2 separate regions of the Homo sapiens genome follow, and region 1 is linked to region 2. A link is a loop called in an ENCODE intact Hi-C map of the cell type or tissue named here. Cell type or tissue: Caco-2. All regions are shown on one strand. Links, peaks and the distances in the headings refer to the core of each region. The heading gives the core; the rest is flanking DNA. Region 1 overlaps PLEKHM3 (pleckstrin homology domain containing M3). Region 2 overlaps PLEKHM3 (pleckstrin homology domain containing M3).

Region 1 (16,333 bases), core at 3,832-11,831, 60 kb after region 2:
AGATCCTACTCTAAACTCTGAGCTACTTGACTGCAGACACCGTGACCTTCTTACTTATCTTCCTAAATACTCTGTCTTCATTCTTTTAGGCTCTGTTTTCCAACCTTACTCTTTGGAATTTCATCTTTTTCCTGAGCTCTATAGCCCTCAAATTCACTACAGTACAACAGTCTGATGTCAAGTTTAATTTCTATAATTGAGTACTTCTTACTAGCTTGCCTCATTTAGTTTTGAAATTAATCAAAATATAATAAATATATTCAGATAGGTCAAAATATAAAGGGGACCTTCCTCTGACAAAGTGAAGGGAATAAGATCAGCATGTGGGTGCAGTGTGGCTTGCCTCAGTACAAAACTGGAAATCAGGAGCTAATTAGAACTGTGTTCTAAATCTGGCTCAACCACTCACTTGCTGGGTGGCCTCTGGCAAACCATTTAACCTCTGCATGCCTTACTCAGCTACCTGTATCCCATAGAGTTGCTAACATCGAATTGCTTTGCGTGTGGATCATTCACTAGGTAGCTGCTCCAACATGCCTTTACAAATGTAAACTGCTACATAATTATGGAGCACTCCATTGGACCTCACCCATTCAACAACCAAGTGTTCCTCATCTCTTCCTGGAAAGATCTGTCAGTCCAACAAAGGCAAAGTCAGCAACGAACTATTTATAATACACTGCTTTTCAGCCAAACTCAGTGACCTATAGACATTTTATCTTATATTTGTATAGAATGCCCTTTCTGTAAGAAGGGGTATTTCCCCTATTTAATAGATTGAGAAATTGAGGAAATAAAAGAGCTCAACCCAAAGAATCCTATGCATGCATCAAAACGAATCAGTGTATCGCTATTTCCTAACTAAGAAATCTGTTTTTTACATGCTCGTTAGGCAAGGCTAATTAACAGGATGAATACAGTAGTTCTCCCACACAGAGACAGAAGCACTTATGAGTAATAATTCTACCCTGACTCACACAGAGATGCTGTGTCCTCCTGAGCTGGACGGTAAAAGCGCTGACTTCCTCCCTCTTAGCTAAGTGACTTAGAATATTATGAGTGCTGAAGGTGTCTGGGGCCATATCATTTTAGAAGCAGCTGGACTGGGAAGAAAACTGCAATGGCAAAGACACCTAGGACAACTTATGTCTATCAATTTTCAAAAATAAGAGCCAAGGGTGATTACAAGGATGGTCCACATTGAGGGCGTTCACATCACCTTGGTTGAAGGTTGTGGCCGACTGAGAATTTTCTAAGAGTTACATAATGTGAAGGACACACCACAAGAGGATCTGCCCCTAGTAAAATGGCCTTTCTGGACCACGAGGCTACATGGTGACGTAAGGATGTGGATGGAGCACAGGCATGCCGCAAGCAGCTAGTAAGGAAATGGTGCCAGGGTGGACCTCATAAAAAGAGCTCAGAGGCCTATCAGATGAAACAGACAGCTAGAAACACAGATGGAATCCCATTTTCATAGGTTTGAAGCAAACATTAAATTGCTACATTTTATCTAAGTTTAAATGAAAGAGAAGACTATTGCCACATACATAAAGAGCATACCATTAAAAAAATAATTTGGGCTGGAGGTGGTGGCTCACACCTATAATCCCAGCACTTTGGGAGGCTGAGGCAGGAGGATAACTTGAGGCCAGGAGTTCAAGACCAGCCTAGGCAACATAGTGAGACCCTTTCTCTACAAACAAAAAATTAAAAATAGGCCGGGCGCAGTGGCTCATGCCTGTAATCCCAGCACTTTGGGAGGCCAAGGCGGGTGGATCACAAGGTCAGGAGATGGAGACCATCCTGGCTAACATGGTGAAACCTCATCTACTAAAAATACAAAAAATTAGCTGAGCATGGTGGCGGGTACCTGTAGTCCCAGCTACTCGGGAGGCTGAGGCAGGAGAATGGCGTGAACCCGGGAGGCGGAGCTTGCAGTGAGCCAAGATTGCACCACTGCACTCCAGCCTGGGCGACAGAGTGAGACTGTATCTCAAAAATAAATAAATAAATAAAACTAAAAATAAAAAATTAGTCAGGTGTGGTGGCATGTGCCTGTAGTCCCAGCTATTCAGGGGGCTAAGGCAAGAGGATCCCTTGAGCCCAGGAGTTCAAGGTCGTAGTAAGCTGTGATTGAACTACTGCGCTCCAGCCTGGGGGACAGAGTGAGACCCTGTCTCAAAATAAATAAATAAATAAAAATAATTTATATAATTTTTTTCCAGTTCTAAAAGTAATAAATACTTGTAGAAACTCTGGTAAATAGTGACAGATATGGAAAAGAAAATAAAAATCAGTCATGATCTCATAACTCAGTGAAAATAAATAGGTGTACTTTTATCCAATATTTAATTGGAATCAAAACTATATACACAGTTTGGGCACACTGTTTGTTTAAATGTATGCTCCAAAAAAATCAAATACCAGTAAATACTAACCTTGCCAAAAAAAAAAAAAAAAAAAAAAAACAGACAAAAAAAAATGTCCCAGGGAGTGCTGTGCCTACTTATACCTTACAACCTGACACAAGACCCCACTCAATTGAACTTCTCTTCTATAGCCACCAAGGGACCTCCTTGTTACACAGCCATTAGTGTTTCCCAAAGTCCTTAAATTCCTTGTGCTGTTAACCAGCCCCTCCTTAAAAGTTTCCTCCCAGGGTTTTGTGGGTACCACATTCACTGAAGTTTTCTTCTCATTTCTACCCACTTAGTCTCCATCTTCTTCCTTCCCTTCCTGGTCAAATAGGGGTGTTGTCTGAGCTCTCTTCTCTGGCTAGAGCTACATGATGTTCTCCTTAAATCAAGTTATCCACACGTGCAACTCCAATAACTTCTTCTATATTCACGCTGTTCAAATTTCTACCTTCAGTCTCAATCTCAGAATTGACTTCTGGTCCTATGTTCCCAGCTATTTGTAAGACATTTCTACCTGGCTTACTAAGCTCCATTTGTCTAAAATTACACTCAGTTATTTATTCAGTAAGTATTTGCTGAGTGCCTACTATGGGGGGGACACTGTTCTGGGCACCAGGGAAACCCTTCGACGAAGCTCCCATTGACAACAAGGTTCAACTCTTTAACCTGACATTCTAGGCCTTTCACAATCTTGGGCTAGTTTGCCATTCCAACTTTCTACTTCAATTCACACACTCTTTACCTCCAAACTGAATGCTATTGCTTTTCCAGTTATTTCAGGAAAGGCTTGCAGTTATCTCTGAAATACCCTCTTCCCACCTCAACCTACTGAAATTCTATTCTTCAAGGCCCAGCTCAAATGCCACCTCTTCCGCAAGCTTTTTTGGGTCCCTGATCCTAAAATGGTCTGTTCTTTCTTTAAACTGCCACTGAATATCTTTGGTACCTCCCCCACAACATATACTATATGCTGCATGTTCCTTCTCAAATGACGATGACAATAATTACAGGTTATCAAAAGCCTATTTTGTGCCAGGTATGTCGCTTGGTATTTCATATCTCTAAGCCCCAAAATGTACAATGTGAGTACTATTACCCTCATTTTACGAATGAGGAAGCTCAATGATATCAAGTAACTTACCTGATATCAAGTAACACGCCTACCTACTGGACTTAGAGGAACTTGAAAGCAGCAATTCTGCCCTCTTCCATTTGTGTAACTCTCACTGGGCCTAGAACTGTGGTTAGTACACAGTGGGTACTCAGTAAGCATTTGCCAAATGAATAACTGAATAAACAGTATATTTTCAAGCCACTGACATCTGTAAGTATATATACCACTCTAGTTTCCTGGCAAAATTATATTTGAATTCCTTATAGGCTCATTTCAGTAAAATTTGACATACTTTCCGAAACGTTATGTTGACTCAAGCTTTTACATTTTTTTCTTGGTAGAAAAGTCTTCCTAACTATTAAAACCTGGGTTTAAAAAATAATATGGCAAAGATCAGGTAGCAAAAACCTCACTCAGACCTTTTATAGAAACCAAAGCACCTATGCATTACTTAGGAATTGTCCTGTGAACCACTACACTATCAGCAACTTGGCTGGGTTCATTTTCCAATGACTTAGAGCTCAAGCTCTTTACAACACCAGTAATGAGATGTTCCCTTTGAAGTAGTCCCAACAATCCATTTAAAGCATTTTTCAGTACATCTCTGCACATGTTTATTGTTTGCCACCTGCAAAATCATTGAGACATTTGCTGCCTCAGAAACCTAACTAAATATAAGCATGGCACTTTAAATCTCAGATTGCTTTGCGACTGAAGGCAGCAGTGTTACTGCACCTTTATGTGAAATTGGAAAACCAAAATGGCCCATTTTCATAAAACCACCAGAGATCCAATATGTCTTGCTCTTAGAAACAAAGCAGGAAGACACAAACTTCAGTTACGAAATGTCTAAAAATGCAGACTTGATGTTTTCCATCTCCCTTTGCCTCCATGGCAGAGAACACTGACTAGAAAACAAACAAAAGAACCACTTGAATTAGCTTTATCTTGGGACTGAGAGGAAGAAGGCAAAAACTTCCATGATAAAAACTTTATCAGCCTCCAACTGCAACAGGAGTCACAGGTGAGGTGCAAGTAGGTTCCATCAGGGCCAAGCCAGCTAGTGTGGCTGACTGCAACAGTGAATGTAACAAGGAAGTACAGTGAGACCAAATATGCAAGATACCCAGAAAGGGCTGGGGAAGTAGACTTAAAGATGTCATCAGTTTATATAACTATTTAGAATCTTCTACTTGAGCCTGAGTAATAGAGGCTGTGTTTCTAAATTCAATACAGGACTGTGTTTATCTAATTATCTCACAAAACTAAAACTGAGTTAATCTCAGGAAAAAATCACTTGGTTTTTACAGAAAATAATCATTTTTCACATGCATGGTTTAGAATAAAGTTTAAAGTGCTTGATAACAAATGGCCAATACATATATGAAAAAATGCTCAACATCACTAATGATCAGGGAAATGCAAACCAAAACCACAATGTGATACCACCTTACTCCTGCAAGAATGGCCATAATCAAAAAAAAAAAAAAAAAAACAAAATAGATGTTGGCGTGGATGTGGTGAAAAGGGAACACTTCTACACTGCTGGTGGGAATGTAAGATAGTACAGCCACCATGGAAAATAGTGTGGCGATTCCTTTAAGAACTAAAAGTAGAACTACCATTTGACCCAGCAATCCCACTACTAGGTATCTACCCAAAGGAAAAGAAGTCATTATACGAAAAAGACACTTGCACATGCATGTTTATCGTAGCACAATTTGCAGCTGCGAAAATGTGGAACCAACCCAAATGCTCATCAATCAACGAATAGAAAGAAACTGTGAGATATATATATCTATACATCATATAGATATATATGATGCACTACTACTCAGCCATAAAAAGGAATCAATTAATGGCATTTACAGCAACCTGGATGGGATTGGAGACTACTATTCTAAGTGAAGTAACTCAGGAATGAAAAACCAAACATCGTATGTTCTCACTCACAAATGGGAGCTAAGCTATGAGGATTCAAAGGCATAAGAATGAGAAAATAGACTTTGGGGACTTAGGGGGACAGGGTGGGGAGGGGGTGAGGAATAAAAGACTACAAATCGGGTTCAGTGTATACTGCCTGGGGGATGGTTGCACCAAAATCTCACAAGTCACCACTAAAGAACTTAGTAACTAAATACCTCCTGTTCCCCACAAACCTATGGAATAAAAAAAATTTTTAAGTGCTCTGATAAACTTTTTTTTTTTTTTTTTTTTTTTTTTTTTGAGACGGAGCTTCACTCTTGTTGCCCAGGCTAGAGTGCAATGGTGTGATCTCGGCTCACGGCAACCTCTGCCTCCTAGGTTCAAGTGACTCTCCTGCTCAGCCTCCTGAGTAACTGGGATTACAGGTGTCCGCCACCAGGCCTGGCTAATCTTTTGTATTTTTAGTAGAGATGGGGTTTCATCATATTGGCCAGGCTGGTCTCGAACTCTGATAAACTTCTTTATTTTATTTATTTATTGTTTTTGAGACGGAGTCTCGCTCTGTCGCCCAGGCTGGAGTCCAGTGGCACGATCTCAGCTCACTGCAAACTCTGCCTCCCGGGTTCACACCATTCTCCTGCCTCAGCCTCCCGAGTAGCTGGGACTACAGGTGCCCGCCACCACGCCCGGCTAATTTTTTTGTATTTTTTAGTAGAGACGGGGTTTCACCGTGTTAGCCAGGATGGTTTCCATCTCCTGAGCTCATGATCCGCCTGCCTGATAAACTTCTTAATAAATACTTGTAGTAACCTCAAAAAAGAGAGGTGAGTAAAGTAATGGGACTATTTTAAAGATGATGAAAGAGAACCCATGATTCATTTATTGTCAATTGTAGTTCCCAAAGAAAAGAAAACGAAGTTCCTCAAATCCTTGTCTAATTACTGAGTACTTTGGGCCACCCAAGTTCAATTACCTTTTAAATCACCTTAAATCATACAGGGGCCCTGATGTTAGTAGAAGGACCATAAACAAGGAGTGAGTAGGCTGAATCCAACCCCTCAGCCACTCAGACTAAGTATTGAGTTTGTTCAGTGTGAGAGAAGTGTGGCAATGGGAAGAACATAAATTTATGACACCAGGAAAGGGTCATGTCCCCACACTGCCTTCTGAGCTAACTGACATCCAGCAAGTCAGGCTGACTCAGGGCCTCTGTGCCCTTCTTATCTGCAAATGGAAGTCCTGCCAATGCCTGCTCCCATCTACCTGAGAAAGCAGAGAAGCACAAATGTGGACAAAGTATGTGAAAGTTCTTTACAAACTCTAAAACAATTACTACTTCTATTAGAAGTTAGCTGATTTCTAATCACATAACCATTTATCCTCAACAAGCATTTATAGAGGACGGACCAAGTACCCAAACACTATGTGAGATATTAGACACAAAACACAGCTCCTGCTCTTGAAGAGCTAAATAGCTAGTGGAAAGTAAGACACAAAACCAAATATAAAAAGCACTTCAACAGAAGTATACAAAGGTGTTATACAAGCATAAATAAGGAATCATTACTAATTAAGGGACAATAAAGAATTTTAAGTAACAGAACACAATTAAATGACAATGATAGGTATACAGAGATTACTTCAGTCGAAAGAAATCAAAAACAAAGGAAACAAAAACATACAACAAAACCAATCATTCCTGCTCCAGCAATCATGCTGTGGGCCAGGCATGGTGGCTCATGCCTATAATCCCAGCACTTTGGGAGGTCGAGGCAGGCAGATCACGAGGTCAGGAGTTTGAGATCAGCCTGGCCAACATAGCGAAACCCCATCTCTACTAAAAATATAAAAATTAGCCAGGCATGGTGGCGCGTGCCTGTAGTCCCAGTTACTGAGGAGGCTGAGGCAGGAGAATTGCTTAAACCCAGGAGGCGGAGGTTGTGGTGAGCCGAGATCACACCACTGCACTCCCGCCTGGGCAACAGAGCAAGACTCCATCTCAAAAAGAAAAAAAAAAAAAGAAATCATGCTGCTTCTTGCATGAAGCTGTCAGCCTACAATAACAGCCTCAAAGGTTCCACCAGAGAGTGAGCACTATGTGAACTAACAACCACACATGGAAGGCAAGAATGCAAAGGCCTTCTTCACAAGCTGTTCAAGTCTTTCTGACCCACAGACACATTCCTGTCCAACAGAAGGCCTTTGCTGGGTGGTGAGGATGTCATGGGAAATTAATAATTCCCTCACTTCCTGTTGACTTTAACTCTTTTGGTCATTGCAACTCACCAGCAGAAGGGAGAATACTTAAAACTTTAACCTTCAAAACAACAACCGGCTTATGGCTTAGCACACTCTCACAAACCAGTTTCTATGGGCATTCAGAGTAAATGTATGAGAGAAGTAATTAGTTGATTTATTTTCTGTCTCTGCTGAACTTGAACCTGCTAAAAAGTGAGCCTAGGTCTTTGTTAACTGGCATCCCGAGAGTATGAGACCAGTGATAAGATCTAAGCAAAAAGGTGACTCACCTCTTGTTTGAAAGGGCAGACATACTCAGCAGTGATGGGCTGCATCTATGACCTCTCCCTCCCTTTTGGACTTAATCTGTGACAACAACCTTGGCTACCAATCAGCCTCTTAACCAATTTAGTCAGGAAACAAGCAAGGCTGGCAAAGGCAGACAAAACACTGTCTCTGACCCTCAAAGATAAGCACAAGATAAGGCAAAATAACAGAATGAGTCTTTGTCATTTAACTATACACAAATTGAAGGACAGAAGAATCTCTGCCCATCACACAGGACAGAAGAAAAGCTTATAAGGTATGAAGGATAAGAATAGTAGGAACTGGCCGTGTGCAGTGGCTCATGCCTGTAATCCCAGCACTTTGGAGGCCGAGGCGGGCAGATCACCTGAGGTCAGGAGTTTGGGACCAGCCTGGCCAACATGGTGAAACCCCGTCTCTACTAAAAATACAAAAGTTAGCTGGCCGTGGTGGCAGGCGCCTGTAATCCTAGCTACTCGGGAGGCTGAGGCAGGAGAATCACTTGAACTTGGGAGGCAGAGGTTGCAGTGGGCTAAGATTGCGCCACTGCACTCTGGCCTGGGCCACAGAGTCAGACTCCATCTCAAAAAACAAAAAAGAGTAGTAAGAACTATGTTTTCATCCCCCTAATCTGGGTTTACATTAAAACAGTTTCTGAATTTCTTTTATTATGGACTATTACCATTAGCATGGCATAGATTTTTATCAAACAATGCCTGAACATTCTGGAGTTGAATTCTGGGGCTCTGACTGATCCATACTTCTCGGATTGTTTTGCTCTGACATTAGGATGATAGGCATATGATAGCTGGGACTCAAATAGTTGAATCAGGCACTGCTACGGCTATGCTAATCTCTTTAAACATGTCCTGCAGAGGACACCTTCAATGTGGATGGACACATTTTAAAGGTAGAATGATATATTTGATAAAATGTTTAAAAACAAAATATAGTTCTTATAAGTTCTAATCTAAGACCAAGATTAAAAAGTTATAGCTAATATTTATTGCATACTTACTAAAGTACTTACTACTTAACGTATGTTAAGCCTTTTACTGCATTATGTTGTTAAATCCTCACAACCACCCTATTAGAGAGCTGCTATTATTACTACTTTACAGACAAGGAAACTGAGATTTAAAAAGATGAAGTTACTTATCTAGGGAAATATGGTCAGTGAGTAGAAACAAGACTCTAAGATACACACACAGCCCCATAAGACAATTCAAAGCAAATTAATTACCCTGGGATAATATGGCTAAAATTTTAGTACATGAACATGGTGCTTCAAATTTTAGTGTCAAACACCAGCAACTTTATTATTTATTTCAAAATCTGTTTGTTAATCCCATGACCCAGAGAGTTAATTGCTAAATATCATATTTACACCCAGGGAAGTAGTTTATAGTTAATTTACAAAAAAAAATCACCTCTATAATACTTCTGTGTTATTATTATAAGTTCTCTACGGGAATGGTAGAAGACAGGTTCCTGAACAAACACAGTAAAAAGTTGTTCTCTAACTAAATAGCTAACCTCAATTGTCTTAGTGACCTTGGACACATTACTTGGAATGTTTGCAAGAGTATAATAACTGTGACTTCATTTAGGTGAAACAAGTGCTTCTGCAAATGTTTACATAGTCCTAATTGCCCAAGCCTTTTACTAGTGTTTCCCTGCAACATCATTTTTTATTTAGCCAATAAATAGAAACACTTGTAAAAATGTTTACTTAAAACAACCTGCAAACAAATGTTTCTGTCAAAAGAATTAAAAGAAATATTTCAAATTAGATGTTACAATCGATAATTCAAACATATTTTGATGATTAAGGCATATTGAAATAAATCGCTGGCCAGGCACGGTGGCTCATGCCCGTAATCCCAGCACTTTGGGAGGCCGAGGCAGGTGGATCACCTGAGGTGAGGAGTTCGAGACCAGCCTGGCCAAAATGGAGAAACCCTGTCTCTATTAAAAATACAAAAATTAGCTGGTTGTGGTGGTGGGTGCCTGTAATCGCAGCTACTCGGGAGGCTGAGGCAGGAGAATCTCTTGAAACCAGGAGGCAGAGGTTGCAGTGAGCCGAGATTGCACCATTGCACTCCAGCCTGGGCGACAGAGAGAGACTCCATCTCAAATAAATAAATACATAAATAAATAAAATAAACTGCCTCCTTCTAAAACTAACTTGACTTTTGTTGGGGGGACGGGCAAATATCAATGTATGTAGGGTTCAAACAAAATAACAAAATTGAGCCACAACCTTCAGTCTTGTTTCTATAATCTACTAAAAGATGATATGCTGGCTAGGTGTGGTGGTTCACACCTATAATCCCAGCACTTTGGGGGGAGATGGTGGCAGGTGGATCTCCTGAGCTCAGGAGTTTGAGATCAGCCTGGGGAACAGGGTGAAACCCTGTCTCTACCCAAAATACAAAACACTAGCCAGTCATGGTGGCGCATGGCTGTGGTCCCAGCTACTCAGGAGGCTGAGGTGGGAGAACTGCTGGAGCCTTGGGAGGCAGAGATTGCAGTGAGCCGAGACCGAGCCACTGTACTCCAACCTGGGTGACAGAGTGAGACTTTGTCTCAAAAAAAAAAAAAAAAAAAATACACACACACACACACACACACACACCCTGGTTTCATATTACCATACTACCATGAAAATACAGAGACCATAGCTAACCTTTCAGCGTGAGGCAACCACTTTTGAACCACAATATTTGGAATTAGCCAATCCGGGTCTCAATTTTCTATGTATCATTATGAGAAGTGTGATTTTTGACAAGCAACTTGAATCTGAATTTCAGTTACTCCGTATCCATGGGGGACTGGTTCCAGGATCCCCTCAGATACTAAAATCCACAGATGCTCAAGTCCCTCATATAAAATTATGCAATATTTGCATATAACCTACGCACATCCTCCTGTAAGTCATCTCTAGGTTACTTACAATATCTATTACAGTGCCTACACATCCTCTCATTTGGTGGAGTCAATGTAGTATTCAGCATTTAGCAAACTCAAGTTTTGCCTTTTGGAACTCTGTGGAATTTTTTTTTCCTAATATTTTTGATCCATGGTTGGTTGAATCTGCTGATGTGGATCCCACAGATGTAGAGGGCCAACTGTAATTGTCTGTGATGTGAGGAAAATAAGGATAACTGTCTCACCTTTTTTGGAGTGCAAATCAAATAACATAATGTAGTGTTTTATGAACTCCAAAGCAGTGTACAGGATGCCCACTGGTGTCTGATACCAACAAAAAGGTCACCACATTCTCTTTGATCTCCATTATAAACCAACGAACTGGTGGAGGGAGTGGCGACAGAGTTTAGGAAGCTTTGAAATAAGGTTTTAATCTACTCAAGGTTCCTCCAGCATTTTCAAGGCAGTAAGAGTTTGCTGTGCATCAGCTTTTCTGGTGGTCTTGGAAAGGAGGGATTCAGTGGCGCAAGTGTTGCATAAAAATTCAAACGGAATATCTCTTCTCAAAAAAGTAAAAAATGAATAAAATCCATCTTTGCCACCCAAGTTCCCCCACAGCTAGGATACTTTCCCCTTCCTCTCTTTTTTCTTGTAAGTTTCTTGAAGAAACTTGTTCTTTATGCTTTCTGACTCCATTTCTCATTGCCCATTCATTCTCCCCTCAAGAAGCAGTCTGATTCTGCCCCAGCTGAAACTTCACAGGAAAAGGTCACCAGTGATTTTCTTTTTGCTAAACCCTAAAGACTTTTCACTCAGCATCTGACCTAACCACACAGCAGTATTTGACCTACTGAACACCCACTCTTTCCACTGCTCTCATGAATTCACAGATGCTCTCTCCTGGTATTTCTCCTTCAACTCTGGAGGCTCCTCCCACTACCCTCTATGGGTTCCCCTTCCTATGCCCATATCGTAAATGTGGGTATTCCTGTTTTGCCCATAACCCTCTTATCTAGTTTCTCTTCTGCCCTCCCCAAGTGATCTTCTCCATCCTGTGGCTTTAGCTGCAATCCACGTGGCAGACAAGAAACATATTACTCTCCGGCTGGGCGCAGTGGTTCACGCCTGTAATCCCAGCACTTTGGGAGGCCAAGGCGGGTGGATCACAAGGTCAAGAGATCGAGACAATCCTGGCCAACATGGTGAAACCCCATCTCTACCAAAAATACAAAAATTAGCTGGGAGTAGTGGCATGTGCCTGTAGTCCCAGCTACTCCAGAGGCTGAGGCAGGAGAATTGTTTGAACCTGGGAGGCGGAAGTTGCAGTGAGCCAAGATCATGCCACTGAACTCTGACCTGGCAACAGAGCAAGACTCTGTCTCAAAAAAAAAAAAAGAAAAGAAAAGAAAAAAAAAAAAAGAAACATACTACTCTCAAGCTCTATATCTGCATATGCGACAGAGAACTCATCTTGCCTCAAACCTGCCCCTCCTCCCAACATTCACCATAGAGTAAAGGACATATCCTCTGTCCCCAAAAAATAAACATCATTCTTGATCCTTCTGGCTCCCTCACCTGCAATCACTCCAAATTAGCCAGTCATATGAATTCTCATCTACAGCATTGGCCACATCTATCCATTTCTCTGTCTCCGTTGCCTTCATGCAATCACCACCATCCAGTCTTCTTCCTTTCAGTCTTACCCTCCTCTAATCCATTCACCACACTGCAACCAAAATGTTCTTTCCAAAATTAAAACCTATTGCCATTTGGATAAACTACACACATCTTAACATTACCTGAAAGAGTTTATGGCCACTTACCTTCTTGGCCTTATCTCTTTAATCTCTCTCTCTACCCCTACCCTCACCCCACACCCACTCCCACCTCAACCCCACTCTATATCTACATATAAAGAATTTATAGAGGCCAGGAGCAGTAGCTGATGCCTGTAATCCCAGCACTTTGAGCTGTGATTGTGCCACTGCATCTCACAAAAAAAAAAAAGAAAGGATTTATAGAAACTGGGACCAGGTGTGGTGGCTCACACCTGTAATCCCAGCACTTTGGGAGGTCAAGATGGGAGGACTGCTGGAGGCTAGGGGTTCAAGACCATCCTGAGCAACATAGTGAGACCCCCATCTCTACAAAAAAAAAAAATTTAAAGTTAACCAGGCATGGGGGCGTGAACCTATAGTCCTAGCTATGCAGTAGGCTGAGGTAGGAGGATCGCTTGGGCTCAGGAGTTTGAGGCTGCAGTGAGCTATGATCACACCACTGCACTCCAGCCTGGGCAACAGAACAAGACCCTGTCTGAAAACAAAACCAAACCTGGAATTTTCCACTTGCTTTCTCACCTATCCTGTTTCCTCTGCCTGGAACACTGTTTTCCACCACCATCACCCTCATCTTCTTTATCAACACTGTCCCCTCCTTACCTCCCACCCACACACACAACCTGGCTAAGTCTAATTCAGCTGTCCAGTCCTTGACGAGGAATCACATCTCTCTTGACCTCCAGGTCCATTTTGAATGGCCTCTTATATGCTCCCATAGCACCCAGATTTCCTCCATTATTATGCATCTCAAGCTATTTTTTTAACTTTATAATTTTTTACCATTTGTATAAACCATATACATCTTAACATTATCTGAAAGAGCTCTTCACAAATTTGCATGTCATCCCTGCACAGAAGCCATGCTAATCTCTGTGTTGTTCCAGTTTTAATGTATGTGCTGCCAAAGTGAGCACGCAAGTTATTTTCAAATGGCCTGTTTACTGTCTGTCTCCCTCACTAGACTGTAAGCTTCATGAAGGCATGGACTGTGCCTGTCTTGTTCATTCCTAGCTCCAAGTACTGTGCCATGGCACAAAACAAGTGCTCAATCCTTACTTGCTGAATTAACAAATTAATGAATCCCTGAACGTGGAAGAGAAGTTGTTCTGGAAATGTTATAGTGCAGGTAAAAGTGGATCAAGAGCATGTAGGAGGAGATCATTCAGCTAATTTCCTGGAGCAAAAAATCTGCTAGTTATATTTCTGATGTTTCTAACCTGCAACACATGTTTTTTGTTCTGTGACTGAAAAATCAACATTTATATAATCACACCTACAGAACACAAGGTGAAGTGGATATTTAACAATTTCCCAGTTACGTAAGTATTCACAGGTAAACTGGCTAATGCGAGACAGAAGAGCTTTAGTTTGTACTGAATTATAAACTGGTTACACTAGTCAGGAGAACTGGATAAGTAAATCTCTACCATGGTCATAAATGTGGCATATAATTGAAGGATTCTATTTGAACCACATAACTCAGATTAACAATTAATGAGTGTACGAAAACAAACAAAATGTTAATGAAAACAGCATGCCTGACATCTTAATGCAATTGCCTCCATATTTTGACTTTGGTTTTTGCTCATAACTCATACTGTCATCAAGATTAATTACTTATGGAACAAATAAAACTTTTACCTTGTCAGCAGGAAGGCAAATTATGCATGTTTTTCAATGTCTGGTATGATCCCACAGTAGCCAATGAAACAGAGCAAACATAATGCATGGAATTTATTGCTGGTGGTCATTTTTATCACGCTCTCACTCAGCACTGAGTTCTCTGAATTAATTGGCTTGCATCAGAAACTCCAAGCTAGGATGTAGTTCAGTTCCTTATGAACCAAATGCCAAATGTACTCTGAAAGGAGAACGCAAGAAGAAAAAAAAACTCCTTGCTAGATATCCCTCCAGACTTTTTATTTTAAGGGGTTAACATTTGCTGAAGCAAATCAGCCTTTGGCCAGCAACCAATGGGGCCACAGACACTCTCTGTACTTTTCTAGGGGTGTTGGAGGAGAGGGTGAGGTGAAATAGGATAGGGTGACAATGGGAAAATAAAAGTAACAGCAGCAGTAGCTTGATGCTGCTGGAAACTGACTAGAGATAAAGAATCCTAAAAAAACTGCCCAGTCTAACCTTCTCCAAGTTCCCATTAAAGTCAGGCCTTTTGAAACTAGTAATTAAATTAGCACCTGTCTATCTGCCTACTTTTTAAATATGTAAATGAATGACTTCAAGTCTTAAGCAAAGGCTATATACAAGATTAAACTGTAATAGAGTATGTCAAGTATCTCATAAATATTCAGTAAATATCAGCCTTGGATGTTTTTTAATGAAGATGTTACTGGGCTAGAACCAGCTTGGTTTTCCTAATCAGGCACCATTTTTTTCTGTAAATGGTTACATATTCTTCACAGTTGTTTTCCACTAGTATAATTAACCTGGGTCCATAGCCCAAAACCTAAATCCATCAATCTATGAGAAAACAAATACTTTTAATGAACATTCAGCCATGTGCCTCCTTTTTCTATTACTTCTATATGACATTCAGCGATCCTTCTACCATGAAGCTTTCACTTATTACCCTACTGAGAAATAAGTTTCCAACTTTATTTTCAATCTTTTCAATTATAATTTGTTTTCTATATCTTGTTTTCTTTAAAAAATCACTTTCTGCCACATAATTACATTATTTATGGATTTTATTATCTCCAGTATTTGACTGTACAATGTTTTATAGTCATTGTATTCCCCACAATGTAGAGACTTAACAGCTTTTAAAATAATGTTTATTGACTTTTGTGATTATAAATAAGTACTACATGTTCATTGCTTGTCATTTTGAAAATACGAAAGAGAATAAAAGGCAAAATAAACAATGCCTATTCACCCTCCACTGGAAAAAAGCACTGCCCCGTTGTGGCCCTTTCAGCCCTTATGTAGATTTTGTTTTTTTAAACATAGTTCAGAGCTTACTATAGATACGCATTTTTCCCCACCTAGCAATCATTGGTAACACCTTTCCACACTGCTAAACTTCTTCATTAAAAAATCCTTTTTAGTGTCTATATAACACTGTATCTATTGATGACACCATAATTTGTTCCCATTTTGGGGCATTTAGGTTATTACATATGTTTTTTCCTAAATAAAGTTATATTGAGCATCTTTGAACATTAACTTTTAAAATATTTCTGATAAATTCCTTTGGATGGACCCTAGAAGTGGAATTAACTGGGTCAAAAGGTAGGAGCATCATTGAGGCTTTTCATACATTCACCAATGAGCTGTTCGGAAAGGTTACAGCAAGTGTGCATCCCTCCTAGCATTTGCAAGTGTCTGCTGCACTGCACACTAACTGTTGAGGAGGATTTTTGAAAATTTATGTTAATTTGAGATTTGGAAAAAATGATACTTTGCTATTGTTTCAATTTTTCTTTCTGTATTAGTTTTCTATGGTTGCATAACAAATTTCTACAAACTTAAGTAGCTTAAAACAACACCTATTCATTTTCTCACAGTTCTGAAGGTCAGAAGACTGGATGGGCTTGGCTGGG
Region 2 (16,333 bases), core at 5,315-13,314:
ACCATATCATTCTAGCAATTCTCTCTCTTCTGGATAGTTTACACCAGCATAGAAAACATACGGTTATTTTTTCCATTAAAACAACAACAACAAAATCAAACCTAACTTGACCCCACTTCCCTTCAAGTTACTCCTGACTTCTCTTCTTCCTTTTATAGCAAAACTTCTCAAAAGAGTTGTCTATTCTTGTTTCTTGTTTCTCTCTCTCTATTCTATGTTGAACCCACTTCAATCAGACCTTTGCTCCCACCACTCCATTCAAACTGCTTTCATTAAGGTCACTAATTACCTTCACATTACTAAAGCAAATCGTCAGTTCTCAGTGCTCATCTTATTTGAGCTATCAGCATCTGTCACAATTCATCTGGAAACACTTTCTTCACGTGGCTTGTCAGACACCCTGGGATCCTTCTACCTCACTGCTCACTCCTTCTTGGCCTCCTTTGCTGGTCCCTCCTCTTGTCTCTAGGCTCCTAAGTTGGAGGGTCCCCGTGCTCACTTTTCTCCTCTATTGACCTGCATTTTGATAGCCACTAAGCCTGCTATTTATACTTCCTGAAGAGCCTCCTTGGCTGTTAGCAGTTACTTTGCAAAGCTATTAGCATATACCTGTGATTCTCACTTGCTCTCCTTTTTAAAAAACAGCAGTGCTGACAAAGGCCTGAGGATGGCTCAGTGTACTGTTCCTTACTGTTGGCCCCTAGTCAGAAGTCTTCACAGCTTCTCTCAAGGTTCTGGTTCTAGTTCCAAAGGCCTGGATTTGCTAGAAGACTGACCTTCACATGAGTAGGAGCGCTACTCTACTATAAGAAATATCTCGGACCACACAGTGGCTCATGCCTGTAATCTCAGCATATTGGGAGGCCAGGGCAGGCAGATCATTTGAGGTCACGAGTTTGAGACCAGCCTGGGGAACATGGTGAAACCCGTCTCTACTAAAAATACAAAAATTAGCTGGGCGTGGTGGCATATGTGTGTAATTCCAGCTACTTGGGAGGTTGAGGCACAAGAATCACTTGAACCCAGGAAGTGGAGGTTGCAGTGAGCAAAGATCATGCCACTGCACTCCAGCCTGGGTGATGGAGTGAGACAATGTCTAAAAAAAAAAAAGCCGACACAAACAAATGAACAAAAACAAAACAAAACAACAAAACAAACAAACAAAAGAAATATCTTGGATTATATAAGGCCTTGCCTAGAAAGATCACTAGCATGTTCATGCATGTATTATTTTCCCATTTTTATCTTCCCATAGTGTTGTAATGTTGAAGATAAGATCAAATAAAAAATAATAAAAGAGGCTCCTCTCTCTCAGAATTCTCTCTAGCACCAGAAGTAAAAACTGCTCTATATGTCTTTTTAAATGAGGAAACTAATAAGAGTCATAGTTAAGAAGCCTTTCAACTGTGAGATATATAAGAAGCATTAGGTAAGGTCTTGCAGCTTTTATGAGACTACCTAATCATATCTGCTTCAAATTGTTTGATCACCATCTTTATAATCCACCTGAGAACATATGAACACCTGAATTATTATTATTAAGTGAACTGAGTTTTTGTACCTACCTTATACTTTGAAGTATCCCAGTTGTGGACTATGCGTGCTGGAATGAGAAAGCTGTCATCCACGTGGCAGCTACTGCAGTAATACCACCCACTGTAGTTGCACACCTTGGCTTTCCCATTGGAAAGACCTATGGATCGCTGGCAGCCTGTTCAAGGAAAAAGGAAGAGTCTATGATTGCTGTTGTACTTTTAACACTACAGAACAAGGTTATAGAGCTCTAACATCACAGAACAAGGTTATATTTCATTTACCTAGTCTGCAACAAAAAAGAAGTTACAGATAATAGAGTTGTACAGTTGTGTCCTCTTCTTCCTAGTCTGACAGCCTGTCCCTTCACCTCCTAGGGTATTGCTGTAAGGGTCATCAACTGGTCCCCTGTCTCTGGTTTCTTCTGATTCCATCTCTTCTGCATACAGCTGCCAGAGATCAGTCTCTCTACAACCTCGCCTTTATCTCCTCACTGCCCTGCTCAGAACTCCATTTCCACCAGGCACTTTGCTGAAGGCATCTCATACAGAATCTTGTTTAACCAGCACCACTTCTCTATGAGGAAGATATTATTAATTCTATTTTATAGATGAAGAATCTAAGATTTTTATGAGGTTAAGTATCTTGTCTGAGTTCACCCAGTCAAAAAAAGCCAGAGTTTGGATTTGGCTCTAAATTGGATGCTAAAATAATCCCCAAAACTGTTATGTAGCCTTCCTTTGCTTACCAAATCATTGTAAGGAATTTGGCCTCTGATTGGCTCCATCTCACTTTTCTAACTTTCCCTCCCACTACTGTCCAATGGGAACGTAATCACTTTATTCCAGTCAGAGAACTCTCCTCATTGTTCCCCAAATAAACACAGCATGCTTACTCCACCCTCCATATATTCACATGTATTACCTCTCCTTACACAGCACCCTCTTCTCTGCTCTTTACTTCAACAAATCTTGCCCAAGATTACTGGTTGCCTACAATGCCCTTTTCAGATCTAAGAAAGTCCATGACTCTGTGAGCGCTGTCTTGGTACTGTCAGCGAACCTGGTAATAATCATAGCCCTTCCATAGGGAAGCCATTCGTTTTCTTTAGATAGGAAGAACTACCTTCTACTGAGTATGTAAATTCCATCACAATCATCCCCAAGGACAAAATCCTGGCAGATCCAGAACAGGTCATCAAGAATACACAAACAGCATCATTAATCTGACATTTCTGGTCTACAGCTTTCATTTTAGAAATCCTTCCATGTGGCCCATTTTATGGTTGGGTGCCAAGAACTATATGGATCAAAGAGATCTCGCACTAAGCCTATTTCATGAAGTGGGGCAAAAATGAATTACTCTTTCAGTACTACTACAATTACTACTACAACTACGACAACTACTACTAGTACTAATAATATAATGATCAGTGTTGTAACCCTTTCCATTACAAGGAGGTCAAATACATTTACTTAACGAACTACCAACCTAAGAAGATTCTGATTCACATGAACTCCATGAATGAAAGTATCACAAGACTCAACAGAACTTTCATTTTCATCACAAATACAATGGCATCAGTAATTAAGCAGTTTCCCAGTGCATCCTCTAGAAAGAGAATTAGATCTCATTGTTTTTAAATACATGAGAAATGGGAAGAAGATAAGTAAATATATTAGTATTAGGCTTCCAGAGCTTGATCCAGTTCCTTTCTAGAATGGCTATTTCTTTACTATTGAGCAGCAAAAAAAAAATCATAACAAGCTCCTGTTCTTCAGACTGGCTAAGGAATGAGAAATGTGTGAAAGATGAGTTAGAACCAACACACATGTAGCTCCTGATTGACAAAGGACATCTTGCCACAGTCACAGGGCTGTCTGCGAATGTTGGAATGCTGTTCACTGCACTCACTGACTGCATTACTCATTTGGCATTTAGCGCGTGCCTCTTTAAATTATCATGCCTTTTTATGGGCTTGTCCAACCAGGACCACACTAGAAACTCCTCAGATCTTTTTTTTTTTTTTTTTTTTTTTTGAGACAGAGTCTCACTCTGTTGTCCAAGCTGGAGTGCAGTGGCACCATCTCAGCTCACTGCAAACTCCACCTTCCGGGTTCAAGCGATTCTCCTGCCTCAGCCTCCCGAGTAGCTGGGACTACAGGCACGTGCCACCATGCCCAGCTAATTGTTGTATTTTCTATTTTTTTTGTTTTTTTTTTTTTTTGAGATGGAGTCTTGCTCTGTCACCCAGGCTGGAGTGCGGTGGCGCGATTTCGGCTCGCTGCAACCTCCGCGTCCCGCGCTCATGCCATTCTCCTGCCTCAGCCTCCCGAGGAGCTGGGACTACAGACGCCCGCCACCACGCCCGGCTAATTTTTTGTATTTTTAGTAGAGACGGGGTTTCACCACGTTAGCCAGGATGGTCTCGATCTCCTGACCTCGTGATCCGCCCGCCTCGGCCTCCCAAAGTGCTGGGATAACAGGCGTGAGCCACCGCGCCTGGCCAAATTTTTGTATTTTCAGTAGAGACGGGGCTTCGCTATGTTGGCCAGGCTGGTTTTGAACTCCTGACCTCGTGATCCGCCTGCCTTGGACTCCCAAAGTGCTAGGATTACAGGTGTGAGCCACCATGCCCGGTCCAGATCTTTTTTTTATCCTCAGCACTTAATACAGAGCTTTACAAATAGCAGACAATCAATAAATATTTATGTTAAAGGGATGATAAACTGAGTACTATCTGGCACATGTACACTCACATAAACTGTATATATATACAGAAATTTTAATTTTCCGTAGTGATTCCAAAACTGATCCTCTTAACCTGATCACCTGCTTCTGAAAACAGCCTTTCATTAATATCGCTGTTAAAATATGTTGCCCATTCTAAGAACTATATATTACCCATGTTCACATAGGAACCATGGAACTGGCTAGGCATAGTAGCTCACACTTGTAATCCTAGCACTTTGGGAGGCCAAGGCCGGTGGATTGCTTGAGCCCAGGAGTTTGAGACCAGCCTGAGCAACATGGTGAAACCCCATCTCTACAAAAAAATTAGTGAGGTGTGGTGGCATGGGCCTGTAATCCCAGCTACTGGAAGGCTGAGGTGGGAGGAGCACTTGAACCTAGGAGGTCAAGGCTGCAGTGAGCTGTGATCATGCCACTGCACTCCAGCCTGAGTGATAGAGGAAGGCTCTGTCTCAAAAGAAAAAAATTTTTTAAAAAGAAAGAAAGAATGAACTGTGGAACAGAGTTCAGTGGAACTTAATATATCCTAGACAGTGGGATACTGCTATTTCCAAAAATTAGTAGACAAATTGACTGAACACTAAAATGACACTGAGTAGAATCCAATCCTTCCTAATGACTTAAAAGGTGACCATGATATTGCAGAAATTCAGGATCATCATTATAGTTTAAATTCTCACCAAAGAACACTAAAAAAAATTTTTTTTGATATAACAGACATCAGTAAGCATTTGCTGGATATTTATATATTCCCTAGTAGGCACTACTGGATTTATCTGTCTATAATTTTAATGAGCTTATTCTAATTTTCTGGATGCAACACACATAGGCAATATTAACATACACAAACATGCATTTTAAGAAAGCCTATAGCCTAAGAATGTTCACATCAACCGGGCACACAGATCCAAAGCTCACCATGCTGGGGGATCAACTCAGTTAACTAACTGAGTTAAACATCCTCGCAACTATGTACAGGTCTCCAGGCTCATAAAAGACAGAGATGAGAGAACATGGATAGGGTCCATTCAGGTTTTAGTTTGGACAAAAGCAGCAGCACATAAACACCTACCTTTAGTCCTTGGGTGTCTTTACTTTCATACTTTATTTAGAACCAGGCTATCCTACTCCTGGTGCTGAAATCACCCTAATGACCCAGAAGTAGGTTTGAACCTGTCTGCATGCTCAGAACTACTTTAGGCACATGGTATACAGACCGTCACTAGTCTAAAGGCAGGAAGCCTGAGTCTGTTCTTGCCTAGGCACCACTGTGACCCTGACCATCAAATTATCTAGGCCTTGCTTCCTCACCACAAAATAAACGTGTTAGCTTTAATTGGTGAATTGCCAAATTTGAGTGAGCAATGGAATTTTCTGCAGACGTTTGTGAGAAATATGGACCCTTCTTCCCACTGAGATGATTTTGACTCTGTAGATCTTGGGTAGGGACCAGAAATCTGCATTTCTAATGAAATGAGCATCCTCCCCCTCCCATCCTATCCCCAACCCACACGCGGGACGTTGACGGGTAAAAGCTGAGGATTGCTCCCTGATTTCTAGGTGACCTCCAAGGTCCCTCGAGCTCTAAAATTCTGCTTCTATTCAACAAAAGTGCAGAGGGGGTGCAGACTGCTCAGTGAAAAGCTCAGAATTTGTCACACAGTTTACCCTCTAGGCTTCAAAAAAATCAATATTTTAGGTACTTAGTCAATTTCTAAAAAACTGGCTATGTAGAAACAACCTGACTTCATTTTACCAGTGTTTTTCCAGAGCATTCTTGTCTCCACTGGGAGTATCCTATTCACTTTAAAAAGAATGAAAACGTTTAACCCCCAAATCCAAAGTATTTGTATTTGAAAGAACACAGAATGGTTGGAAAAGAAGATTAGAGGCTAGTTAGTGGCCTGATGTAGATTCATTTTCTAAAAAACAACACATGCCATTTATTTGAAGAAGGAAACACGAGTTTTTTCAATTAACTGCAAGATTTCCTTTACTATCAGAGTAGCAAATCATGGACTAAAAATGTCTGAAACAATTCCCCATAAAAATACACAATCTGGGATTTTACTTTATCATTGTGGGGTTTTTAACAGGGAAAATTTTTTCTTAATAATCACTGTTACAAAAAACCATTTTTTTAGAGAGTGTCAAAGCTGGACTCTGAAAAGCGACATTATGGGAAGAAAAATAGAGCTGTAAAGTAGAGACAAAAAATAATTAATTGAAATAACTAATTAGGGCTTATTTACATATTATATTTTTATGTACTTTCAAACAGACTTTTCAGCAATGTTTCTAAATTAAAGGGCATTTGTAGTAAAGAACACTCCACATGTTGGATCAAAGCAAATACATTCTTCCCAGACTCTTTTTGAAACTTTTCAGAGTGTATTCAATTCATAGGAACAAAAAACTATCTCACCAGAGAACCCACTGGCCTTTTTTTTATTATTGCTTCCCACTCCACTTCAAATCTTTAATGAACACATGCTCTGAAGAGCTTAGCCTCCCCTCTGATACACTCTTGGAAACAAATGTCACCATTTAACCAAAATCCTATTTGCTGCACGTACAGTCCATTTCCCAAATGGCCTTTCACTAAATACACCCAAAAGAATCTGTTGCTGGGGGTTGTGCAGAATTTTGGCATACTTCTCCACAAAAGCACCATCTTTCTTCTAACAAGTGTACCTAGTTAACTCAACTGGCTGCAGTTGTTGTTACTGAAGCTGCGATCTTGAGGAAGAGCCAGCCACTTTCTCTCTACTTTACGACTATTACCTTCAGTTCTCCTTTCCCTGACCAGCAGTTGGAAAACTCATGGGCTAAGAGGGAAGAATGAGAAAGCTGTGGCTGGATCCAACTGAATCTCTCTCACTAAGGAAGGACCTCATACAGTGCTAAGTGTGGTCAGTTATGCCACCCACTTTCCATCTCTTAAAGTAAGCTTTTACCTAATTCAGTAAGGTAAATCCAGTCTTTTGCATTTAGAAGGTAGAAACGCTCTAGGAAAAGAACAAGGGCAAATAAAAAAGAAAAGAAGGTGCCTTTGTAAAAGGAAGGAAAAGAGATAAAGAGGGTGAGAAGACACATTGTCGTTTTCTCTGTAAAAATAGAAAAAAATATCTGGCGAGTTTCACATCCTCTTTTATTTTATGCACTAAGTAGGGAGAGATGTCCACAGGAATGAGCAAGGGGACTTCCCTGTCCCTCCTTCCATCCCTCCATTTTCCTGGCTGGGGACAGTGAGCTGCAGTAAGCACTGTGTAAAATGTTGCTTGAAGGCCTAGACTTTGATCATATGCTCTTCAGACCAGATTTCCCAAAATGAAGAAAAATAGACATGCAGGTTCAAGGACTTGCTATTTTACAAGGATTAGGGGTTAAAGTCATAAATAACTTAGCTTTCCTAGCTTATAGTCTCTAACCATTGGCTCATTAAGTAGTGAAATTTTGAACCTGTACTTTAAAAAATAAGGTATTACATTTGGTATACAATTCAAAGTCCTCCCTGGGATTAGCACAAAGTTGGGCACAGTGTTTAAAGAAAGGATTATTTGACACAGGGCACAAGCAATTTTTGCAATGTAGCTTTGAGGTCCATTAAAGGAAGTAGAGGCAAAGCAAACCTGGGCCCCATATTTGCATCCTCCACTGTCAGAGGGAACAGAGCTGAAATTTGAGACTGACCACACATATGTAGTCTGAAGTTAACATGGTGAAACTGAAGCTATAGAATTCTACATAACTGTAAAGTAGAAAGGGGGTAAAGAGTGAGGGACACTGAGAAACATCTACTCAAAAATCAGTGATCCAATACTTTTTGCATCCCAAGCATCCAAGTTATTCTGTCTTTGGGACAAGGTGGTGACCCATAAAGTAGGAGCTATCTGTTTAGCCATAAATCAATTAAGACATTAAACATTTGGATGGAGAATCAGGCACATGCCATTAAGTATACGTTCTGTCGGTTACAAAGCAAATAGTATCCACAGCATCTCAAATAAAACTAAAGGAACAATAGGGGAAATCCGGAAAAAATCAATTGCGTGCCACGTGTAATTGCTAATGCGGATAGTATGGCATGCAGCTGATAGTCTTTGGGTTGAGTTCATGGACTTTAGACTGCAACACTTCAAAATTATTTTCTCCATAAGCCTTTAAGTCCCTTCATAGTGAATTCTCTTCCCAGGAGTTGAAAACTTCACAGTTGGGAGGAAATACACATGCTCAAATACAATCCTGAAATGTACTGATGGTTGTTTCCAAAGCTACACAAAAATTCATTTCTGTTCATCAGAATTTTTTTTTTCTGATGGGCTTCGTTTTATGTTCATCTACAAATTTTATAGCAGTGAGAGATTATATATGAGAAATTGTCATTCCTTGTTGGCTGAAACTGACTCATAAATTTCCGCTGCACAAGCCGGGTGTGGTGGCTCATGCCTATAATCCTTTGGGAGGCTGAGGTGGACAGATCTCTTGGGGTCAGGAGTTTGAGACCAGCCTAGCCAACATGGTGAAACCTCTACTAAAAACAGCATGGTGAAACCCCTACTAAAAACACAAAAATTAGCTGGGTGTGATGGCACATGCCTGTAATCCCAGCTACATGCCTGTAATCCCTGCTTTTCCTGGGGCAGGAGAATTGCTGGAACCTGGGAGGCAGAGGCTGCAGTGAGCTGAGATTGTGCCACTGTACTCCAGCCTGGGCCACAAAGCAAGACTCTGTCTACAAAAAAAAAAAAAAAAGAATAAAGTTCCACTGCACAGAGAGCTGACATGTTAAAAACCATGTTCCTACCATGGGTGACACACATTTAGGTTAACTTCAGCTGGCACTTGTAGAATGGACTACTGCTATAGCTAGGACAGCTCTGTCCTTAAGAATCTCATAGAAGTAAGTAACTCCTCCTAGACACACTGAATGTACCTAACCAAAGAATTTCCAGCCAGGCACTGGTGGCTCACACCTGTAATCCCAGTACTTTTGGAGACCAAGATGGGAGGATTGCTTGTGGCCAGGAGTTCGAGGTTATAGAGAGCTATGATCGCACCATGGCACTCCAGCTTGGGCAATAGAGTGAGGCCCCATTTTTTCCAAAAATTTCTAAAAAATTAGCCAGGTGTGGTGGTCTGCACCTGCAATCCCAGCTACTTTGGAGGCTGAGGCAGGAGAATACCTTGAGCCCAGGAGTTCGAGGGTTCAATGAGCTATTATTGTACCACTGCACACCAACCTAAGTGACAGAACGAGACCCTGTCTCTAAAAACCCTGTCAACACAACAATATGGCAAATATTATGTTTGTAAAGTATTAGTACTGTGCTGAGACACAGTGAATGTTCAATACACATTATATCTAGAGAGAGAGACAAGAACAGACAGATGCATGAAACAGAGATCAAAACCAACAGACATAAACTGTCCAAGACAGAGGCCATCTATGACGTATAATCATGTATTAGTAGATTATACTTGCAGAACTAAGGCAACCAAAAAAATAAAATCAATTCAGATTAGAAACTCCAATCTGAATACTAATTGGTTTAAAATGTAAAGCAATTCTATAAGCTATTAAGAGTTATTTGGGTTTTCCCCCTCTGAATATTTAAATAGCTAAGTCAGCTTTGACATGTAGGACCTACGTTGTGTTAACAGTGCTAGAGGTACTATATTTAAATAAGAAATGAAGTGAAAATCACATGTCAAGTAATTACTGCTGACTGAAAATATAAACTTGCTAAACTCTACAATGTTTATTTAATCTCATGGAATGTTGTTATTAAGATTATAAATCGTGTGAAATAAATTAATAAATACCAAGTAGATTCCAACTCAAGTTGAGAAGTGTCAAGATTTATTGGTCTTTCAGGTAAACAATGATTGAGAACCTAAAGTCAATATTTAGTCAAAATTTATCTTGAAAGGCAATAAATCTTGATTTTTGCTAAAGCACGTAAGTAAATATGTACACCATTTTAGAGAATCTGACTGCTTTCTATGAAATATCTACCCCAAAAGTTGTAAGTATAATGATCTGTAATACAGATTTTCACTTCCGAAGACATGACTTGAGTTGTTGAGTTACTTTTAATTTTTCTTAGGATAAGATGCTTCAATAGTGCTTTTATTGGTGTAAGATAAGTTTAATATTAATAATAAAATCTTACAAATTCAGCTTCTAGTATATTGAAATCAGTCTAAACTTAGTATTTTTTTCATCCTGTTTTTTTCCTAACAGTCTATGACTAGACTTTCTCATTTACTTCTATGTTCTTTCCCCAAAGTCTTTCAAGAAAATGGTAAGCAATTTAAAAATAAAAATAAATAAATAAGAACTAAGCAAATGGATAAACACATTATAAGCAAACACCTTATGTAAGACAGGCTTACTATAAGCCAGGCACTGTCATAACTACTTTACATACACACAAACGAACATATGTAAATACATGTGTATGTCTCTGTTCATTTAATCCTCATACCAATTCTATGAGGTAGGTATTATGCCCATTTTACAGAATAAGAAACTGAGGCAGAAGATGAAAAAGTAATTCTGTCCACTGTTGTACAGCTGCTTAAAAGGCAGAGCCTAATAAAAGTGGCAATGTGGCATTTTCAGGTAGTTATCTCCTTTTGTAAGACATTAGAAAAACTGTCCCCTGCAGATGACAAAACAAGGACAAAAACTATGAATCAATTTACATAAAAGAACATAATTTAGCTCATCAATGAATATAGCCTGGGACATCACAGGCATTAGCATCACCTCTGAAGATGAAGGGTGAGGGGAAGAAGAATACAAATCTATAAAGTAAACAGCAGAAGATAAGAGATGAGGAAAGGAGGAAGCAATCACTATTGTGGAGATCGAGGAAGGCTGTGTCGACACAGGGGCATTTGAGCTGGGTCTTGAAGAAGAGAAGAGATTTTGGAAAAGGAACGTTCATTCATAAAGGCTCAAGTCAGAAAAATGGAAGCACCTTTGGAAACACTGGATATTCTAGTTGTCTGAGGCTCATTGTAAATAGAGGAGTATGAAGAAAAGAGCTTGGAATGATAAAGTGAAGCTAGAACATAAGAATCCTGAGTGCTCAGAGTGAGAAGTCCTAATTAATAAGATATAGCACTTTGGGAGGCTAAGGCAGGCAGATCACGAGGTCAGGAGTTTGAGACCAGCCTGGCCAACATGGTGAAACCCCATCTATACTACAAATACACACAAAAAAAAATTAGCCGGGCGTGGTGGTGGGTGCCTGTAGTCCCAGCTGCTTGGGAGGCTGAGGCAGGAGAATCACCTGAACCCAGGAGGCGGAGGTTGCAGTGAGCCAAGATTGAACCATTGCACTCCAGCTTGGGCAACGGTATGAGACTCCATCTCAAAAAAAATAAAAAAAGATATAGGAACAACCAGAGTTTGAAGCAGAGTAGCAAAGTAAACTTAAAAAAAAAATTTTTTTTTTTAAATTTTGGAGACAAGGTTTTACTCTGTCACCCAGCCTGGAGTACAGTAGTACAATCATGGCTCATTGCAGCCTCAACCCCCTGGGCTCAAGTGATCCTCCCACCTCAGCCTCCTGGGTATCAAAGGTTACAGGTGCATGCCACCACACCTGGCTGATTAAAATTTTTTTTTTTTTTTTTTTTTTTTTTTTGCAGAGACCCAGGGGTCTTGCTATGTTGTGCAAGGCTGGTGTTGAACTCCTTTCCTTAAGCTATCCTCCCGCCCTGGCCTCCCAAAGTGCTGGAATTACAGGCATGAGCTACCATGCCCAGCTGCAATGTACGCTTTGAAAAGATTAATTAGCAAGAAAAGCTGGAAGGGGAGGGAACTAGTTGATAAGTTACTGCACCAGTTTGACTTGATTAGGTGGTGGTCTTGGAAACAGGAAGAAAGAAAGAGAAGGAGATAGCATGGGGACAAAATGCAGATGATCTGGCAACTGACAGACGTTGGGGGCATGCAAAGGGACTGTTAAAGATGCTCATGATGTTTCAAGCCTGTGACTCATGTGAGAAATCCATCAATTAGAAGGAGCAGGTGGTTTGGGGGAGAAAATGCTATTTGAAGCATTTAATCCAAAAAACATAGTTCAAAAAATTTGAGCTACCAGATCTACTGATGCTTAAAGCTCAGGTGATTAAGAATAATCCCCCTTATTGTAAAAATCAGTTTGAATTGTATATTCTGTTAGTTGCTACTGAAAGCATTTGATATACTTGATATCAAATGATGGTTGGTGAAGGTCCTATTTTTATAACCTACTACTTTCACTTAAATTTACGTAAGATGCAGAGGTCTTAGATTATAAAACATTATGTGGTGGCTGGGCGCGGTGGCTCACGCCTGTAATCCCAGCACTTTGGGAGGCCGAGGCGGGTGGATCATTAGATCAGGAGTTCAAGACCAGCCTGGCCAACATGGCAAAACTTTGTCTCTACTAAAAATACTAAAAATTAGTTGGGTGTGGTGGCAGGAGCCTGTAATCTCAGCTGTTTGGGAGGCTGAGGCAGGAGAATTGCTTGAACCCAGGAGACGGAGGTTGCAGTGAGCCAAGAATGTGCCATTGCACTCCAGCCTAGGTGACAGAGCGAGACTCTGTCTCAAAAAACAAAACAAAAAAAAAGTATGTGGTATGAAATAATCAACATCTATTTCAGCAGAAGACATTAATTAATTTATAAAGAAGTGAGAAAAAGCTAGATGAAGAAAAGAAGACATCATTGTAGGCCTTGACCTTTGGTAGCACAGCGATTCTCAACCAAGGGAGATTGTTGTCCCAACAGGGGATATTTGTAATGTCTGCAGACATTTTTGGTAGGATGGGTGGGTAAGCTACTGATATCTTAAGGATGAAGGCAAGGAACATTGCTAACCATCCTACAATGCACAAGACATCCCTCCACAACAAAGAGGTATCTGGCCTAATATGTCAATAACGCCACTGTTGGAAAAACCCTATGACAACAGAAAGACAGGAGGGCAAAATAAGAGATGAATATGCTGATCTTACTTAATCACTTTTCTCTGCTAGCAATGGATATACCATCTATTACGGGAAGGAGGAAAAGCCCTTTCACCAGTTCTACTTTCTTACCTTAAAAAATTATTTATGCTGGTAGGTTAAATTAGTGTCATGAAAAAGAGGCACCATCATCTACTAGACTACCTGCTAGTAACATCTGCTCCAAGCTTGGCTCTTTTCTTCACAAATTAATCTTGGTGAAACACTGCTCACCAAGAACTCTTACTTGAAAAACAAGTGCATAAACAGGGCTCAGCTGAGCTGATGATTTCAGACATGAAAGCTGGTAGTGGTGGATGGAAAGAATGCTTCTTGTCATAGTTGACCTCCCTCTTTCTCTATCAGTTCTATTTTCAACATGGGGCTACCAGGATTCTCTATATATTCTCCTGCAATCTCAGACAGGAAAGGAAGGTCAATCTCACCATCCTTGAAACAAGACAAATGCTGGGCTGGGCTACTTGAAGCACTGAGAGCTTCAGGGGAAGATGTCTAATTAAATAAACTCTTGACTGGATGTGGTGGCTCACGCCTATAATCCCAGCACTTTGGGAGGCCGAGGTGGGCGGACCACCTAAGGTCCGGAGTTCGACAGCAGCCTGACCAACATGATGAAATCCCGTCTCTACTAAAAATACAAAAATTAGCCAGGCATGGTGGCACACGCCTATAATCCCAGCCACTTGGGAGGCTGAGGCAGGAAAATCGTTTGAGCCCATGAGGCAGAGGCTGCAGTGAGCTGAGATTGCACCACTGCACTTCAGCCTGGGCAACAGAGTGAGTGAGACTCCATCTCAAAAATAATAATAATAATAATAAAATAAAATAAACTATCTTACTGGAATGTTTCTCTGAACCAGTGCCAAGCCATATTAGAACCCGAGACAAAAGGAGAAATCAGGAATTCTAATCCTGTCTCTAGTTAAGCTTTTATATTTTGTTCATCATGGACTTTTTACATTAATTTTGATTTTTAAAGAATATCATATTAACATATTTTTAAAATCTTTATTACAAAGGGTTTTTCAGCACTTCCTTAAATTCTGTACCCAAAGCACATGCCTCTCTCACCTTACCCTAGTCCCAGTCCTGTTCTGAACACTTTTGCCTCACAGAGAATCCAATGTATGCTGCACTTAACATTTTCTACAGTGATTTCCCCTGGTATTTAGCATTATATTAAACCACTACTAACTCTCTTTTTGTGATTCCCCAGTTACATCTCTCTTTTATGATTGCTTCAAAAGGCCAAGAACCTCCTATTGGCTTAGAGGTTCAGATTATTTTGGGGGGTTACCTGAAAAGCAACCTGTCTTTTCTTACTGTTTCTGGAACTAACATTTTCTCCCAGCTTGGATTTATTTAGAAGTCGCTTCTTACATCAGTCTCCTCCACTCTGTAGCTTCTATCACATACAGTGTCCTACCAGGGTCCCCTCTGACTTCTCTTTCATGCCACTCCCCATTCCTAATGCCTGCTTCTCTTTCCTCATATTTTAGGAGAGTCTCATCTCTTTGAACTTTACAGTATCCTGAAAACAAAACCTGTCCTCTCCTTTGCTAAAACCTCCTAAAAAACCCTGACAGCATTTCTTAGAGTAATTCTACTTGAGCCATTTTGGTAATGATAACAATTTGATAAAATTAAAGTCATAAGAGTGGATCCGAGTAGTGCTAGGAACAGTCTCAAAGTGAAAAAGATTACTTTCATCAGCTTCCTTTAAATCCATGCTTGAATTTCTTCGTTTTCACCCCAACCAAATTATTTATGTTGTACAAGATTTAGGGACTGTCTTGGTGTATTTTCTCTTCCTTTATTCTTTTCCCTTTCACCTTCTTTCCAGGCTTTTCTATCTTTTTAGAAGCACATGTTTGTGACTACCTCCAAAGCTAATCTTTTAACTATACATTTAGTATTTGCAATAAGCTATTTGTATCAGGTTATTTAGACTTACTAGGTAAGACACAAGTGGAAAACTCCTATTATCTGGAACTCCTGCTTCTGGGGAATTCCCTAGAGTGATATTCCTAGCTTCTCTCCCCATCCCTTATCCAGCCCTCCTCACAGATGGGGGAAATTAGGTATCTGACTGCTGAGTTAAGAAGAAGGACCCGGGCATGCTCAGCTTGGCCTTCAGGAAGCAGGTTTCTGTCTGCTATGATAAGAGGACATGATGGCCTTCAGGAAGCAGATTTCTGTCTGCTGTGGTAAGAGGACATCATGGCCTTCAGGAAGCAGGTTTCTGTCTGCTGTGATAAGAGGACATCACAGCCTTCAGGAAGCAGGTTTCTGTCTGCTGTGGTAAGAGGACATCATGCCCTTCAGGACTCCAGCTGTGGCCAGGTGAGTAAGTCCATCTAATTTAGGGGTCCACTCTATAATAATAAATGTGATCTGGAAGCAATATATGTGATATTTTAATCCCCATCTTCCTGCCTCTTGGCATAAGAAAGAAGAGGTATTATTCATTTATTAACCCTGTAAAACTCCTGCAAGGATGGTGGCCCACACAGACAGCATCTAATAATGGGAGTGGAGAGGAAAGGGAAAGGCACTCAGATGCATGTTGGTGGGTGACATTATTGAGAGATGAAGATCACACAGGAGAGTCGGGCTAAAGGGGCTGCCTGGAAACCTTTAGCATTATCAGGAAACTTTTACTCAAGTTAAAACTCCCTAGCCTAACAATGGATGAGAAACATCATTTTCCCAAAGGTTTTCCATCCATTATGAGGCCATAAGACGACTTCTCTTTATCTAAGAGATCATTTGGGGAGCCTCCCTGTAGTTTCTGGGGGAAAAAATTGCAGTGATGTACTAATTACTGAATTAGGATATGTCACTTTTGGTTCAACTGATATTTTCTAACATTTGAATTGTACATAGTCAAGACAGTTTAATCTTCCCTCAAAATAGTGTTGAAGAGGCTGACCCACAAGACTGTGAAAAGGCTGGCTCGGGGCCATATAATAAATCAGTGGCAGGACTATAAACAGAAGACCAAGCTCTTGTGCTCC

The links. Hi-C counts contacts between places; a loop is a spot of excess contacts. Peaks named below come from ENCODE experiments on the same cell type or tissue, not always from the same donor. Only the 100,000 strongest peaks of a DNase experiment are listed, where the experiment ranks them.
Region 1: a loop joins it to region 2, with 7 times the contacts of the local background. A loop is called at or near these places in 2 of 110 quality-filtered maps.

The regions. Positions count from the first base shown.
Region 1 is chr2:208,006,055-208,022,387 of GRCh38, forward strand. All of the region lies in intron 1 of PLEKHM3 (pleckstrin homology domain containing M3), which reads right to left. It also overlaps the pseudogene RNU6-360P. Among named protein-coding and RNA genes, the nearest start is that of PLEKHM3, 11 kb to the right of the region's middle. In Caco-2, for the core only: no CTCF peak of the experiment used is centred there; a DNase peak (open chromatin) is centred at 8,027.
Region 2 is chr2:207,944,802-207,961,134 of GRCh38, forward strand. PLEKHM3 (pleckstrin homology domain containing M3) reads right to left here. Exons shown (of 8, transcript NM_001080475.3): 4 at 1,566-1,711. Among named protein-coding and RNA genes, the nearest start is that of PLEKHM3, 73 kb to the right of the region's middle. In Caco-2, for the core only: no CTCF peak of the experiment used is centred there; DNase peaks (open chromatin) are centred at 8,330 and 8,740.